Linked DNA regions of Homo sapiens: region 1 is linked to region 2. A link is a contact called in ENCODE Hi-C or POLR2A ChIA-PET data. All regions are on one chromosome and are shown on one strand. The core of a region is the stretch at or near the end of the contact, and the rest is flanking DNA. Distances in the headings are between cores, read along the strand shown. Region 1 holds the start of LIF-AS2 (LIF antisense RNA 2). Region 2 overlaps ASCC2 (activating signal cointegrator 1 complex subunit 2).

Evidence for each region. A loop is a pair of places that touch in the nucleus more often than their neighbours do. ChIA-PET counts read pairs that join two places held with the same protein, here RNA polymerase II (POLR2A).
Region 1: a map of posterior vena cava shows a loop between it and region 2 (4-fold over the local background). The contact joins the promoter of LIF-AS2 here to the enhancer-like site in region 2. A Hi-C loop is called at or near these places in 1 of 168 maps with a recorded cell type or tissue (posterior vena cava). POLR2A ChIA-PET finds 5 or more read pairs at or near these places in 2 of 52 experiments (HepG2 and WTC11).

The regions. Positions count from the first base shown.
Region 1 is chr22:30,244,286-30,247,857 of GRCh38, forward strand. It overlaps LIF-AS2 (LIF antisense RNA 2), which reads left to right and starts at 1,925. Exons shown (of 1, transcript NR_148946.1): 1 at 1,925-2,708. LIF (LIF interleukin 6 family cytokine) reads right to left here and starts at 2,474. Exons shown (of 3, transcript NM_002309.5): 1 at 2,392-2,474; 2 at 470-648. The coding sequence starts at 2,410. RefSeq lists an enhancer at 424-924.
Region 2 is chr22:29,812,426-29,816,157 of GRCh38, forward strand. ASCC2 (activating signal cointegrator 1 complex subunit 2) reads right to left here. Exons shown (of 20, transcript NM_032204.5): 6 at 3,581-3,648; 7 at 2,232-2,342; 8 at 1,005-1,117. Among named protein-coding and RNA genes, the nearest start is that of ASCC2, 24 kb to the right of the region's middle. Within about 2 kb of position 1,731, at least 7 of the 41 ENCODE cell types and tissues checked have a DNase peak (open chromatin) inside an H3K27ac peak, as active enhancers do.

The DNA.
Region 1 (3,572 bases), core at 675-3,174, 430 kb after region 2:
TCATCATCATCATCACCACCCTAAGGGGACAGAAGGGAAAACTCGGTGTCTAGCCCTAGCTGGGGCACCACACACAAGTACTTCCATCCCTGCACTCACAATGTTCCGGGACGCCCCTCCATGCCCAGCACCCACAGCCCACTGCCTCTCAACCGCATCTCCCTGGTGCCTCACGCCCATTTCCCCTCCATCCCTCGCTCCCTGCAGCAGGACAATCACAAGATAAGAAGTGCCAGGTCCCCACCTTTGCACTCAGTTCTCCCCTTGCTAACTGGGCACCCTGGGGAAGCTTCCCTGGGGAAGCTTGGGCAGGAAGTGGCGGGAGTCTGGGGGTGGTTTAATCAAGCCCTCTCCCCATTCTCTCCTTCCAGCCCCAAAAGGTCCCCTCAACCCAGATCAGGACAGCCCCTAATGATATTTACAAGCCCCCTCCCTGCCATCTCCTGTCAGTATCCCAGGGGTAACTTACATAGAGAATAAAGAGGGCATTGGCACTGCCATTGAGCTGTGCCAGTTGGCTCCTGATCTGGTTCATGAGGTTGTTGTGACATGGGTGGCGTATGGCACAGGTGGCGTTGACAGGGGTGATGGGGAGGGGGCTCCCCGCCCCATGTTTCCAGTGCAGAACCAACAGCAGGGGCACAACTCCTGGGGACAGTCAGGAAGAAGCCATGAGTAGAAAGGCAGGAAAGGGTGGCCTGGGGTCATGGCACACCGGATGGGGGTCCAACAATGGCCGCATGGGAGAGGACTCCTGGTTCCCCCTCACCACCTGCAGCTGTCTTCCTGGGGCCTAGTCTTCACTCTGTCACTGCGTGTGTTTCTCTGTCTCCCTTTCTCTACCTTAGTTCTCCCTGCTCTCTTCTGGGATGACGTAAAGATGAGGGCAAGACACAAGCCATTTCCACCCAAAGGGTGCAGGGTCCAGGAGAGACTCCCAGCCATCCCACCCTTTCCCTCAGGAAGGCAAAGGTCCTAAGGCCCCCTGGCCCTCTGGCTGGAAGGCACCAGGCCCCAGGCCCAGCAGGCACCAGGAGAAAGGAGACCCCTCTCTTCCCACCTCCCGTGGTGGCCCAGGTTCCTCAGCAGCGCTTCCCACTCACTGGCCCATTGCAGCCCAAATCTCCGAAGCCAGGCACCCATGGGGGCCACGGGGCATGGGGGAGTGGGGAGGAGTCCTCGGTTGACCCTCATCTCCCTCCCAAACCTGCCACTTGATTCTGGCTCCCTGGGCCAATTGCCCCCAATTCTGCCCCCGCCCCCATCATCCTCTATCTCTTCCTTCCCTAGTGTCCCCTATCTCACTCAAGCTCACCCCATTTCTGCCTGGCTGTCCCCACTCTCCATCCCCAAATCATCATTCAAAACTCTCTGTTCCCCCAGCTCCGGACAGCCCCTGACTCCATGCCTTCTCCCGACTCATCCGCTGTCCCTTGTCCCAGGGGTTCCCCTCCCTCCTAACACACACACACCGGCTCAGGGAGGGAGAGGAAATGGTGCACCAGGAGAGAGAAAAGGCAAAAGGTCATAGGCAGTCGGGTGGGCGGGGAGGAAGGAAAGTGAAAGGTGACAGGAGAGCTGGGAGCTGTCCCGACATGTCCTGGTTTGCCCCTCCCCCAGGGGGGCCTGTTCTCCCGACTCCCCCCAGGCCCCCTTAGACGCTTTTCCAGGGCTCTGCAGAAGGGCACCTGAAGATGGTGGGGGCCGGGGTCAGCGGGCGAGTGAGGCTGGAGACCTCCCCCGGATCCCCCATGCTGGAACAGCGGGGACAGGGGCCTCCTCAAGTTCACTTCTCCTGGGTCCCCTGTTCGTCCCAGCATCCCAAGGCAGTGCTGAGGCCCCGGGGTGGCTGCGGGAGGGGGGCCACACCCCTATATCTCACCTAGCGCAGACCACACGCTTCCAGACACCAGCAGATGGAGGCGGCACCTGCTCCCGTCCCAGGCCGGAGTTTGCAAGCTGCTCGCCGCCCGCGCCCCTCCCTGGGAGCAGCCCGGGACCGCGGTTGGAAAGGAGAAAGCGGAAAGAAAGAAAGAAAAGAAAAAGAGAGAGGGAGAGTGAATCTGGGAGAAAGCGCAGAGGGAAGAGCAGCCAGCGAGTGTCCGGAGCGAGGAGGAGGAGGAGGAGAAGGAGAGGGGGAAGAAGAGGAGGAGGAGGAAGGCTCGGCGCCCCCTCCCTCGCCGCCAACCTGCCGCGGGGCGTGCGGTGCTTGGGACCATGTGCCCGCGCTCGCTCCGGGCCGCCACCCAGCGCCTCCGGTGGCTGCGCGGGCGCCCCAAGTGTTCGTGTGTCTGCGGCGGGTGGGCGTCCGGCTCGCGCTGCCAAGCGCCCCAAGTTGCCGCCGCGCCCCGCAGCGGGGACGCGAAGCCGGCGCGGGGCGGGTGTATTTACCTGCCGCCAAGACCTTCATTATGGGCTGCACTTCAGAGGGCCTTGGAGGAAACCTCAGATGCCGGCAGTTTTCAGAGGTTCATGCTCAAATGGGGAATTTGCCTGATTTATATACTGGAGCCTGTGTTGTAAGACAGAAACAGCTATATTTAGCCGGGATCCCCAGTCCAGGAAGTTGTTTGAGGTGCATCATAGGAAATTATGAATGGAAGAAAGTGAGAGTGAAGGGGGGGGACGAGTGAGGGGGGAGGGTGGGGAGAACAGACTTTTTCCCTCTTCTAAGAATTTGATTGATAAAATTATAATGAAGCCTTCGACAAAACGCCCTGTGGTTTTCCTGCCTGGCTTGTCCCGGGAGTTGTCTGAAGATGGGCATCGCCAGGAGGGGGCCCCTGGCCGAGTCAGCAGGGGTCCCAGCAGTGGGCGCCCCAGACGGCCCTGACTCACCTGGGTTTGGGGAGGTAGCGAGTCTGGACTAGCAGATGGAGACTGGCCCCTGTGCCCCCTGGTTGGGGGGCTTTAGGGGGGCAGTGGGAGGAGGAGGGCTAGGGCTTGGCTGAGAAGGAGGCTCCAGGAGGAGGGGCCGGGGCCGGCGTGGACTTTAGACGGTCATAAAGTGGAACTGAACATGGGCGCTGGAAGCCACCCCAGAGGTAGCCTCCTCCAATCTGCACATTGCCACTGGGCCCCAAGGGGCTCCGAGGGGAACACGTTGCCCAGGGCCCCAGAGGGTCAGGCCTCCAGACACCACCAGTGCACTCGCCCTGCTGACCACTGTACCTGTGAGGCTGGGGAAGGGGCTAGGAAGACATGGGGGTAGGGGTGACTGACTCAGTTCTGTCGGGACACTCTGGGAAGGTGCTTCTGGGAAGGCGGTCCAGCATTTCCATTCTGAAGCAGGACTGAGAGAGGCTTGGCGAAATCGTACCCCAGTTTCCTCCTCCGGGTGCTGATTGATGGTTGGGGAAACTGAGAAGTGGCTGGTCCCTTCCAGACCTGCCTTGGAAGCCCCTTTGAGCCCAGCCTCAGAGAATGATGGAGGTCCCCAAAAAGTGCTTCTAGAGGCTCTAAGGCAGTGTCACATGTTCTGGCGTCTTCTGAGGCCAGGCGATTTGTGAATGAGGAAGGGCAGAAAGGAGCAGTGGGGAGCCGGGCAAAATGAGCACAGGGACACCTCCAAG
Region 2 (3,732 bases), core at 481-2,980:
GGTCTGCCTCCCTGGCTCATATTCTCTTTCATATCTGTCTCCCTCCCACCAGGATCTTTCTAACAGCTCCTTTGGATAAAAGCCTCCAGGGGCTCCCCACTGCCTACAGCATAAAGGCCCTGCCAGCACATCCCAGGCTCCCCACGATCTGACTTCTACTGACTTACCCAAAGTGGGCTCTTGTTACTGGCTTGTTTTCCTGCTGTTCTGTGTGTCCCCACCCTCTGCCTCATGTCACACTTCACTCCCCAGCTCTCTCTCTGGGCCTCTGCATGCTTCACTTCACCTGCCTAGGATGCCCTTCCTGCTATGGGAACTTTTCTTTGTCTGGAAGATACCTGTTCCTTCAAGACATCCTTCAAGGGTGATCTCACAGCTCCATGTTGGAGCACTCCTGTTGTTTCCTAGTGTGTGTTCCCCCCAGGCTACTCTATTGAACTGAAACTATTCTTGGTTGTGCGTTTTTTTTTTTTTTAGATGGAGTCTTGCTCTGTCACCCAGGGTGGAGTGCAGTGGCGCGATCTCAGCTCACTGCAACCTCCGCCACCTGGGTTCAAGTGATTCTCCTGTTTCAGCCTCCTCAGTAGCTGGGAATACAGGTGCATGCTGCCATGCCCAGTAATTTTTGTATTTTTAGTAGAGATGGGGTGTCACCATATTGGTCAGGCTGGTCTTGAACTCCTGACCTCAGGTGATCCACCCGCCTCGGCCTCCCAAAGTGCTAGGATGACAGGCATGAGCCAACGCGCCCAGCCCATTGTATGTGTGTGTGTATTTTTTTTCCCTGCCCTATCCTGGTCTTGGCCAAAAACAGGAGTGCTTCTAAAATGCAGGCGCCACACAAGCAGGAGGCTTATCTGTCGTTTTCACTGCTGCATCCCCAGGCTGGAAGAGGGACTGGTACATTCTAAGCACCCAGTAAATATTTGTTAAATGAGTAAATATTTGTTAAATTAGTACATAAGCCAGTATCTCTATTTCAACAGCCAGAACTACCGCCTTACCTGTAACAAAAGTCGTGCTTCTGGAAGGTCTGGCAAGCCAAAGGGAAGATATCCAGAAAGGCCCAAAGTGTGGTGCAGGTATCACAAAGGTAGAGAACAATGTCCTTTAATTCCTGTTGCCAAAAGAATACACTGCATTATTCTCCTCTGTCCACACATACAGATCTGCAGAGCACCTGAGACAACATTAAAACAGTCAGGGTCCCAAACAGGCAGGATGTTACACAGGAGGAAAAGAACACTGGAGGTCCCAGGCAAAGTCTGGCTAGTCCATCTTCAGGAGCACGATCTGGGTGAGTCACCTAACCTCTCTAAGCCTCAGGTCATTACTCCAATGGCCTTACACCCAATCACCGCTAGGGTTACTTCCAGTTCTAAGATAATACAGTTCCCTCTTCTAAGCTAAAGGAAAACCAACTCTTGAATCTGAAGACATCATGCAAAGAAGGAACATCCGAGGCAGGACAAGAATATTAAGTCCATAGGTTTTTCACATCTTGAAGAGGGTATACAAAACACTTTCTTCTAAGTTTCTTACACACTTTCCTGGTTCTCATGACAACTCTGAAAAGTAGGCTGGGAAGCTATTGAGGATCTTTATTTTACAGAAAAGGAAACCGAGGTTCCGAGAGGTAAAATGATTTGCTCCCACAGCACCTGCCACGTGCCCTTCTGAAATGAGATCACCATCTCCAGGAGGACAGCTCATAGCTGCCTTGTTCCTGTTCTATCTCCAGGGCTAGGGCAGCACCTGACACATGTTGAGGCTTCCTGAATGTTTGCCTTCTATCTGTCACCCTTGTCAACTCTAAATTCCATGAGCGCAGGGGCCAGTCTGCTTTTGTTTACTGCTTTGCCTCCAGGCATAGCACAGGGTCTGGCACATGCTCAGGACTCCTCAATATAAGTCCACTGAATAAATGGCTCAATGAATAACGCACAAGTGAACATGTCAAACTGAAATAAATGAGGACTCTGAATCCTTATTCCCCAGTTCTTTCCACTACTCTATAAATGAAGCTCCCAGAGAGAAATCCAAGCCAGCTGAAAATGCTCTAAACCTGTGTGATGGGACATAATAGTTGCTCACTGTGCTGGAGGAAGGGGCCCTGGGCAGGGAAGAGGCCACTGGGTCCTCTACTGGGGCAATCTTCCCAGCCTCTGGGTAGCTAGGCCCTGGTTGGAGGGACCCGGCAGGAAAGAGACTGGGCCGAAGGGCAACCTTACCAGGAGAGGCATGTCACTGGGGGTCAATCGGCCCCTCTCCTCAAGCTTCTGGGGTGTGGTATTGGCCCCGTCCCCTTGCAAACCACAGTGCTGGAGGATATTGCTGAAGACCTGTGAAAGACAAGAACGGGCTCTCTCACATCATACTGAACCAGGGCTAGGACCCCTGGCAGCAGCCAGGGTCAGGTGATCTGAAAACTGCCTTGGAGTTTCTAGAATATTTACCCATGTTTCCAGGATATAAGCTGAGACAATTACCTTCTCCAAGAGTGAGGTCAGAGTAAAAACTATGTAAGATGGGGATGATGGGAGCATCCTTCTTAAAGGAGGGCGAAGAGGATTAAAAAGACAACCTGGGGCCAGGTGTGGTGGCTCACTCCTGTATCCCCAAACTTTGGGAGGCCAAGGATAGGGGATCATTTGAGGCCGGAAGTTCAAGACCAGCCTGGGCAACATGGTGAGACCCCCATCTCCACAAAATTTTTTTTAAATTAGCTGGGCAAGATGGTGTGTACCTGTAATCCCAGCTACTTGAGAGGCTGAGGTGGGAGGATCAACTGAGCCCAGGAGTTCAAGGCTGCAGTGAGCTATGATTGTGCCACTGCACTCTAGCCTCGGTGACAGAGCAGGACCCTGTCTTAAAAAAAAAAGAAAAAAGAAAATCCTCCCAGAATCCTGTAGATATTATCTGACCGCATAGGCCAGGCAAGTATAATGAACATTTAAGATATACTTTAGCAATGTATAACAAATCTTTAGAACCCCTGTAGATGGCTATTTATGGAAACTACATTGAAAATAAGACAAATCAACAGTGAGAGGAAAACGGTCCATCGTAGGCACTGAACTGACTGTGCCATTTTAAGAAGGCTAGCATGTAAGGATTCCAAAACTTACTGTGAACAGTAGATATCTCTTGGTGGTGGGATTATGAGGGAATGATAATGTTCCTCTTTCATTTTTTATTTTCCGAATTTTCTACAATGAACATTATTTCATGAAATAATTTTGTAAAACTTTAAAGCTACTTTTTGAGAAACACTGGTCTCTTAGAGGGATATCCTTAGAGGCATATGGCTGTTGGCAAGCAACAAAAAATGCAAGCCAAACTCTGTCTGTATGAGCGCCAGCCAGCCAGCCCTTAGGCTTAAGTCTTGTTCAAAAGGGAAAACGGCAAATTTAAAGAGGTGTAGTCAGGGGTAAGACAAAGAGACTGTCTGGGGAGATGCGAGAGTCAGGGAATAAACATTTCCTCAGCTCCTCCAGGAAAGTCAGGCAACACCATTGAGTTGGGGAGGTGGCCTATCCTCCAAGCTCAACCTCCCCTGCGCAGGGCCAAGAGCTGGTACCTGAAGGATGGTAGGCAGGGTTTCATCCAGGTCACTGTAGTAACTTGGCTGCTGTGTAAAGATGTTTCCTAAAAAGAGAAGAGAAAGGTTGGAATTGAGAAAAGGTGGGGGCTCGGGGCAGTGAAGAGGACACATTACAAATGGTTGCCAGC